Linked DNA regions of Homo sapiens: region 1 is linked to region 2. The links are chromatin contacts, found by Hi-C or POLR2A ChIA-PET in ENCODE. All regions are on one chromosome and are shown on one strand. The core of a region is the stretch at or near the end of the contact, and the rest is flanking DNA. Distances in the headings are between cores, read along the strand shown.

Region 1 (4,848 bases), core at 2,140-4,639, 380 kb after region 2:
GTAGACAGAGGCAAACAGGAGCCTGGATACACGTGGCATGCACAGGCCGTGTGCACGATGGAGTGAGTGCAGGTTAAAGCAGAGCTGGATTTAGTGATCTACACACACACACACACACACACACACACACACACACACACACACACACGGGATTCGAGCGCACCGAGTTGCCTCCACTTGGGCATAGGCGCGGAACTGTGTCCTCCCGCTTTGAGATGCAACGGTGCAGAGACGCGGGAGCCCAGAACGCTTCCCAGGGCCCCTGGGACACCCTCGGGCGCCCTCCGCGCCGCGACCGCCGCCTGTGGCCAGGTCACAGCCTCCCAGCTCGCCAGAGAGCCCTCCTTCCCAAATCTCTCTTCGGTCCCCCGGCGCCCCTGGAAGGGCCGGAGTTGGAGGGTCCCCTCTCTCAGCCTCGTCCCTCCCCTGAGGCCCGATCGGCCGGCGCGGGCAATCAGTGCCCGGGCAAGTCCTTGAAGTCTATATTTAGTGCCCGCCACCCCTCCCCCGCACAGTTGGGAGGCGGGCGGTGGGGGGGTGGGGGTGGGGAGAGCCCCGCCCCCGCCGGGCGTGTGTGTCGTGTGTGTTTGGGGCCCGCGCGGGTTGCGCGCCCTCCGCCTTCGCGCCTCCTGCCCCCGAGGCCCTACTGCTGCCCCTGTGCCCCTCGCCCCGCCGGGCGTCGCGGGCCAACATGGGCCAGGAAGAGGAGCTGCTGAGGATCGCCAAAAAGCTGGAGAAGATGGTGGCCAGGAAGAACACGGTGAGGCTGCAGAGTTTGGGCCACGGCCCCCGCCCCCGGGAGGCGCGGGCAAGCCCCGGATTCCGGGGTGGGGACGTACTGGCGGGGCGCCATGGGGGCGCGTACGGGACTCGGGGACCCGAGGGAGGAGCGGCTGGTGCAGGGCCCAAGGCCCCTTGGGGACCCTTGCTGAGCACCTCGAGGTGGGCGTGTGCGTGGCCCAGGACGCCAGGGGGATCGTGCGGGTCCCGGAGGCGCGACTTGTGCACGTCCCTTTGGACGTGTAGGGTTCACCCTGGGCAGCTAGTGCAGGGCCCAGGAAAGCGGGCGAAGAGAGCTGGACGTGGGAAAGGACTTTGGGAGTCCCAGGGCTTGGCGTGTGCAAAGCCCGGGGAGCGGCGGCGATGGCGGGGGCGGGGCGGGGGGCAAATCCGGGTGGCCCGAGAAGTGGCAGAGAAACTTGGGCTGACGGGGGTACTGAGCTGCATCCCTGCACCCCGGAGTGGGTCTGCGGGAGAGAAGTAAAAGGCCGTGGATCCTGCGACCCCACCGCTTGGTGCGTCAGGAGCGGTTCTTTTGGCAATTTTCCCTTTCCTTGGCCTTGGGGTGCGGCCCGGACGGGCGGGGGCCGAACAGGTGCGGGGGCCCGCGGGGCGGGGGAAGGGGGCCGGGCTGGAGGCCTGTGCAGCGAGGGCGAGGGCGGAGGGAGGAGCGGGCTCGGCGGGAGGTTGGGAGCAGGGCTGACAGCCCTACCGGAGGGTCCTGGCCAGAGCGCAGACCCAGCTGGAAGTTAATGTTTGATCTTCCCCGTGATCTTTGCCTGGGGCTGGCGGCCGACTGGTCGCCTGGCCAGAGCAAATTTGGCCTTGGGTCCTGGAGGGCCTGCGCTCACCCTGGGAGGGAAAAAAAGGGAGCCTGGTGAGCATGCCCTTCCCACCTCCCGTTCCTGTTCCAGGGTCCTCTTCCTCCCACCATCCGTAGCCATGTGCTGCAGCCACCTGCATTTCCAGGACACTTAGGAGCCTGGGAAAGGAAGAGACACTAAGGGAAGTTTTAGAGCCAGGAAGAGTAGCCAAGGCCCAGGGAAGGGTCACTGGAACCATGAAGTGGCAGGGAGCCCTAGAGTGGACACTGGGCAGTCATGAGTTGGTGTCCATATAAAGGCCAGAGCCTCAGTTTCTTCATCTGTAAGAAAGAGATGAGATTATCTGCCTCTGGAGAAGGGATGTCACTGGATTCTTGTCTCTGCTGGCAGCGGTGAGGATTGGAGAGATGAGACAGAGATGTAAAGCCCTTAGTAGGACTCAGACCTGTGCTTGCTAAGAACTGGCGAACAAGACCTGCTTCTACGCAGCCAGGTCCAACACAGAAAGATACAGCACAAACCTGCAGAGTGCTGGGAGCTTCTCACCTGACACTCCCAACCTCCATGCACTCCCCGTTCCAGACTCCTCCACAATCCTCAGTACAACTGAGCCACAAGTCTTGGGGGAGCATTTTCTCAGCTGGGGTTGGCAGAGCGCAGCCAGGGATTCTGAGCCAAATTCCAGTTCAAATAGACGGGTTATCCCAGCCCAGCTCCTTACTGACCCCCAAGCTTGGGCCAGGAAAGAAATTCTGGGCCCCTGGGTAAGAGGGGTAGGGTGGGGACGCCTAGAGACCGGAGGAGAGGCAGGCTGCTTGGGATAGAGCTCTGGCTGAAGAGGACGGGACCTGCCCTGGCCTCCCCCTCACTCCTTTTATGGCCCTAGGCAAAAGCCACTCAACCTTCCCTTTCTGGACCTCGAGTTTCCTCTTCTGTGAAATGGGAAGAGGAAATGGTGTCTTTTGGAGATGGATTCCTGTGGAAGTGCCCAGAGCTGTCCCCTGAAAAGATGCAAGTCTGGCCGCAGGGTCCCTGCAGCATGGAGCCAGTTTACAGCCACGTCTGCGCCTGGGCTCTCGGCAGTGTCTGGGTGGGCATGGAGCTCTGGGCGTCTGGCCGAGAAAGGTGGGGCCTGCTCTGGGAGTGAAAGTGGACCCGCCCAGCAGTGGTTAGGCAGAGGAGGACATACTTCCTGTAATAAGACGGATCCTCCACGTTGCAGCTCAGGCCCGGGGTTTACTGCCGGTTGCTGAAGTCTCAGCCACTTAAGGCTTTGTCACATCCTCTGAGCATGCACTAACAGAAGCAACTTCAAACATGCAACCAAGTGCCTACGGTCACAGCTACATACACACACATAGCTATAACATGTGGCCACAACACAGTAGTTAAACAAGCAACTGAACCTAACTGCGTATGAGACACGGCTACTGACACCAACATGACAAGCATACTGACCCATATGACCCACATTGACCATTATAGTTATAGAATGATACACAAAGACAGCCACACACGTATGCACGCAGCACAGCTACACCCAGACATGCAATGCTACAGACTTAGCAAACAGCCACATTTATACATTCAGATCTTATAACACAGGCGTCATCCCACAAAGCCAAATAGACACAGCTGTGCCCGGAGCTGCATATTCACAGCTGCACACTTAGACCAGAGATACTACTGGCTACAGAACCCATTTGTATGTTCAGAGAGATACACCCAGCAACATTTGCACAAGGCTTTGTTTATCCAGCTACAATCCAGGCTCATGGCTATTCTCCTCCAATATGACCCAGTTATACAGCTGTGACACACGAGGCATACACCCAGTGGAGAGCTGGAACTGGCTTAACACAGATTGTTGCGTTTTCAGGAATTTTGCAACCTGGTGGTTAAACACAGCAATTGTTTCAAAAAACTACATTATCTGCTTACAATAAATAAATTATATTAAAAACAAAGGTAAGGAATCCTCCAAAATAATCACTTCCTGATTGTTTTACTACATTGTACTGTCATGTATGGTCAGAGATAATTTACTTCTATTGTTATCTGTACAGTGGAAATATTATATAATGGTATGGTAGTGTACGTCTCCTCCCAAAACTTCCTTCAGTTCAGTGACAGCATGTTGGTAGCTTGAAATTGGCCATGGGATGAGTGTTTACACCACAGAAATTGGCAAACACTACAGGTCAGTTTTTTTTTTTTCCTTGAGAACTGGTTGTTAAACGTTGGCCAGCACACCACTGCACTTACCCATGTTGATATTCCATGATTGTGTATGTCTAGACAGATCTGCGCCCATGCTAACACAATTTGTATAGTGGTTAGAGCCCAAAAGGACTGAGTTTGAATCCCAACTTGGCTCCTTATAAAGCATGTGACCTTGAGAAAATTATTTAACCTCTCTCTTTCTTGGATTGCTCTTTGGTGAACACAGGATAATAATTCTGTAAGAATGGGAATAATACACAGGACCTACCCGATAGGGCCATTGTGAATGTTAAATGAGATAATACAGGTAAAAAACTTAGAAGAGTGCCTAGTACATAGCAAGCCTTTAATTAATGTTACACTTGGAGTTGTGTACCCCCAAGTTCACATACACACACATCTGCAGGTCACGCTTCTGAAAACCTACTGTGAACCCAAGTTCTCAGGGAGGCTAAGGACTGACAGAGGGCAGCTCTTAGGACATGGTCCAGGTCCTGCCAGGGTGGGGATTGGCAGCTGGAACCATGAACTGTGGGCCAAGGATAGGAACATACAGGACACCGTCCCCTGGTGCTCCCCAGGGAACTGATCTCAGGACAGCAGGCAGGTATGGCTTCTAGGAAGGGGCTGGGGGAAAGGAGAAGGCTGAAATGGGTCGGAGGGTGTCCAGGGCCTGGCAGCTCACAGATTTTCAAACCTAAGCCTTTTTCTGCCTCCTGCCTTCTTTCTGCTTTAGTTCTGCACAAGTTCATCCACTCAGGGAGCACTGGACTCTCTGCTGAGCCCTAAGTTCTCAGAGATTAGAACGGTTCTCTTTACCCGAGAGAAGTTAAAGTACCTGTTCACACAAAGACTTGAAATGAATGTACCTAGAAGCTTTATTTCTAGCAGCCCCAAACTGGAACCTATCCATAAGTCCCATCAACCGGTGAATGAATTTAAAACATTGTGGTAGACTGGGTGTGGTGGCTCACGCCTGTAATCCCAGCACTTTGGGAGGCCGAGGCAGGAGGATCACTTG
Region 2 (3,863 bases), core at 1-2,500:
GGAAAGTGGAGAGCTACGTGGTGGCCGTCTGCCAACTCCAGCATCTCTGGAAAATCTCCACGCTGAATGTGATTTTTGAAAACAGCTTATGTAATTAAAGGTTGAATGGCACATCATAATTCCAGCATTCGGTTGTGCAGCTGTGTGTATACATGCGCGTGGGGGAGTAAAATACTTTACCATGTTGCACTCTGAGAGGAAAATGGAGACTATGAACTAGTTTATTAATCTTTGGATTTCCTCCCTGTTTCCCCACCTGAGCCCCAAATCCATAGTGACTGGAAATCAGTGGTTTTGGGCTTACTCAGGAGGCTGCTTGCGGCAGTTGCTGGCCAGAACACCCGACGGGGTTGTTTCTGAGCTTTGCCTCTGTGACTGGGGCTATTGCACAAGCTCCCCTGAGGACACACTTGCTGCTTTGGGCCTCGGTGGCCCGGCCTCTCCCTGGCGCTCCCGGGCCCGGGAGCGCTCACCTGTCGGTTCCCTGGACTCTGCGGGCAGGCGCTGGCTGATTCCCGGCTGCGCGGACACCTGTGCGCTCCTGCATTTAGGGCTCCTTTGCTCTGGTTTCATCACGCAGGATGTCACATTTTGTGCATATTATTCTCTAGCTCTACTACTTTTCATTGTAAACAAACAATCATTTTCTAACCTGCCGTCGTGGAAGGCAGAGTGCAGACCGACCCTTCCCGGCAGGTGGGGGCTGAGAGCCAAGAGCGCTGGAACCGCTAGTGTGGCCTGACAGCTTCCTCCAGCTCCTTGGTTTATTTGCAAACTGGACTTCCAGCACCAGGCCCCCTGCGACCCCCTCCTGCCTTAGTCCCGTGGGATCGGGTAGTTCAAGATTTTGAATTCATGGTTTGGCACACACCGGCAAGTCTGAAAACCTGCGGGTCAGAGTGGGGCGGAGGCGTGGGCCCCCTACCCTCTGCCCCCTGCCCCCTCGGAAGCGCAGCCCTCTTCCAGGGGTTGGGACGAGCTAGCGCGGGGACCCGGGGCACCGGCAAGGACCCACCCGCTACTGGGACCTGGCGCCGGCGGCGCCTCTCGCGGGGTGGCACCGCCCACTTCCGCCTTCCGCGGGCGCGCGCTGCGCAGTCTTCGTCACAGCGCGGAGGCCTTTTGTCCTCCCGCCCTCCCCGTAGTGGCCGTAACCCGAGTGACATGTTTCCTTGGGGGCGTGGAGGGGCGGGGTCGGGGCCGGAGTGGGCCGTCAGCACTTAAAGGGCCCGCGGCTCGGGCGTAGGAGGCGGTGCCTCTGCAGCAAGCGTGGGGCGCGGGAACCCGAGCAGGTTCGGGAGACGGAATGAAGGGCCGGGTGGGCTCGCGAGGGGCCGGGGAGTCCGCGGGGAGCGAGGGAGTTTCCGAGGGGCGGGTCGTGTTCCTGGCAGCGTCCCTCCAGGGCAGGCCCGCCCCCTTTGTCCCAGTTCCCCGCTGCCCGGGCTGGGGCGGCCGGGGTTCATTCATTGCCGGCCTGAGGACTCCTAGCTCGGCCCCGCTCCGCGCTACAGCCCAAAGCCCAGCCTGAGACCCAGCCGCCCTCGTATGCCCACGGCCTAGCTCCCCTTCCCTCCAACAGACAGACTGGGAAAACCGAGTGGGCGACGGCTGAGCAAGGTCACTCCGCTGTCGGGGGCGCAGCCGGCCTCAGACCAGCTTTCGTGCTTCCCAGGGCCTCTCTGCGACCACTTTCGGGGTCCGCGCCAGGCGCGGGGCGGGGGCGGGGGCGGCTTCGGCGCGGCGGGCAGAGTCCAGCGGGCAGCGGTGGGGGAAGGGCGAGCCGCCTGGGGAGAGGGCCGGGCTGCGAGCCTGGCGATCCAGATTCCAGCCCGCTGTCGCCAGCTGTGGGACCGAAGGGCAACTGTTTCACCTCTCTGGCCCTAGTATCTGTATCTGTAAAGTGCCAGTGATAACACCTGTCTCACCGAGATGCTGGGGGAATTCAGGAAAATCATGCAAAAGTGCCTGGTACGGAGCCTGGCACGCAGAGGGCTCTTGGTCAAGTGGGTTGGAGCTGCGTGAGCCCAGAAGGGGATAGAGGCAGCGTGGAGGAAGGCGGCAGCGGGCCCGGTCGCTGGGAATGAAAGGCCTCAGTGTCTGGGGCTTCCTCCCCGTACTACCCGCAGAGTTTGTTCAGGGTGGAGGTGCGCACCTGGCCAAGTCCACGTCTACACGGCCCACCCAGAGTAGCCTAAGTTGGGCGGGATTCCTAACTCTGAGCCAGGAGTGACCGGGCTGGCCCTGGCATGGGCAGAGGCTGAGCGGGGGTTGGGGTGGGGCCCCCTCCAGGACCAACCACGGTGTGGTTGCCCCTGAGCTGGCCTCAGCCTGCCTGGCAAAGGACCTCACCCTTGAGGCCATGTGATCTATTTCCTGCTTCCTCCCAGCTGACCCTTGAGGGAAAGGGGGTGGGGGCCGCCTAGAGCAGGAGGTATTAGTCACTGCGCCCAGGAGCCAGTTTACACCTAGCGAAGGCGGAGGCATTGGACAAGCCTGGGTCTGAGCAGACAGAACCCCTTCCTGCGACCCTGGAGTCCCAATCGTGCTGCCATTTTCCTTCTGCCCAGGACTCTCCAGTCCTCAGTCACCTTGGACAAAGAAGTGTGGATCCTCAGATTCCATCTTTTCCAACTCCAAGGCAAGTGGAACTAGAAAATAAGGTGCCTGTGTGTCAGGTCTCCCCAGCTCTGCTGTGGCGGGCCCTTAAGATCACCTCACTGAACCCTCACGCTGCCTCATGAAGTTTATACAATTATTAGCTCTGTTTTACAGAGATAGAAACTGAGGCCAAGAGGCTAATTAATTTCCAAAGCCTAAGGCCAGAAAGTGATGGTACCCAGACTTGCCCCAGGGCTGACTTCTGAGCCAGTCTGGTACCTAGGGCACACTGCCGCCTCCTTCCAAAGCGAGCTTAGGGGGCAGGATTCCAGTGGGAAGGAAGCTCTGAGCAGGCAGCCTCAGCCACCTCTGAGACTCTGTATCCTGGGCCAGGTGCCATGGCAGAGAAGGTGCTGGTAACAGGTGGGGCTGGCTACATTGGCAGCCACACGGTGCTGGAGCTGCTGGAGGCTGGCTACTTGCCTGTGGTCATCGATAACTTCCATAATGCCTTCCGTGGTGAGCGGGGCAGTGGGGCTGGGGCTACTTGAGGGGATGGCAGAAGCAAAACCCTGGGTTCCACCTCCACCACCGGGCGGGGAATGTGTGTCTGGCTAGTCCCTGGGAACACAGCACCCCATGTCGTGATGATGTGGCCTACATGTACCCTACCAGGAGGGGGCTCCCTGCCTGAGAGCCTGCGGCGGGTCCAGGAGCTGACAGGCCGCTCTGTGGAGTTTGAGGAGATGGACATTTTGGACCAGGGAGCCCTACAGCGTCTCTTCAAAAAGGTGGGTGCAGGCTGGGCACGGTGGCTCACGCCTGTAATTCCAGCACTTTGGAAGGCCGAGGTGAGGAGATCACTTGAGCCCAGGTGTTCAAGACCAGCCTGCTCAACACAGTGAAACCCCATCTCTACAGAAAAATACAAAAATTAGCTGGGCATGGTAGCCCATACCTGTGGTCCCAGCTACTCGGGAGGCTGGCATGGGAGGATGGCTTGAGCCTGGGAGGTGGAGGTTGCGGTGAGCTGAGATGGCACCACTGTACTCCAGCCTGGACAACAGAGCGAGACTGTCAAAAAAAAAAAAAAAGGTGAGTGCAGGCAGGCAGGCTGAGGGCATTGCCAAGGACTAAAACCAGTAGAGCAACCTCTGGCCATGTCACCCCTGCAGTACAGCTTTATGGCGGTCATCCACTTTGCGGGGCTCAAGGCCGTGGGCGAGTCGGTGCAGAAGCCTCTGGATTATTACAGAGTTAACCTG

Evidence for each region. A loop is a pair of places that touch in the nucleus more often than their neighbours do. ChIA-PET counts read pairs that join two places held with the same protein, here RNA polymerase II (POLR2A). Pooled maps may share reads with other maps.
Region 1: a loop to region 2 is called in a pooled map, with 2.0 times the contacts of the local background. The contact joins the enhancer-like site here to the promoter of GALE in region 2. A Hi-C loop is called at or near these places in 1 of 50 pooled maps. POLR2A ChIA-PET finds 5 or more read pairs at or near these places in 2 of 52 experiments (AG04449 and K562).

Annotation. Positions count from the first base shown.
Region 1 is chr1:23,420,477-23,425,324 of GRCh38, reverse strand. It overlaps TCEA3 (transcription elongation factor A3), which reads left to right and starts at 577. Exons shown (of 11, transcript NM_003196.3): 1 at 577-760. The coding sequence starts at 692. It overlaps LOC124903875 (a long non-coding RNA gene), which reads right to left and starts at 459. Exons shown (of 3, transcript XR_007065535.1): 1 at 164-459. Within about 2 kb of position 3,389, at least 7 of the 41 ENCODE cell types and tissues checked have a DNase peak (open chromatin) inside an H3K27ac peak, as active enhancers do.
Region 2 is chr1:23,798,141-23,802,003 of GRCh38, reverse strand. GALE (UDP-galactose-4-epimerase) reads left to right here and starts at 1,250. Exons shown (of 12, transcript NM_001008216.2): 1 at 1,250-1,292; 2 at 2,568-2,638; 3 at 2,992-3,117; 4 at 3,274-3,389; 5 at 3,774-3,863. The coding sequence starts at 2,997. HMGCL (3-hydroxy-3-methylglutaryl-CoA lyase) reads left to right here. Exons shown (of 9, transcript NM_000191.3): 9 at 1-119. RefSeq lists silencers at 840-1,049, 1,210-1,689, 1,740-1,839.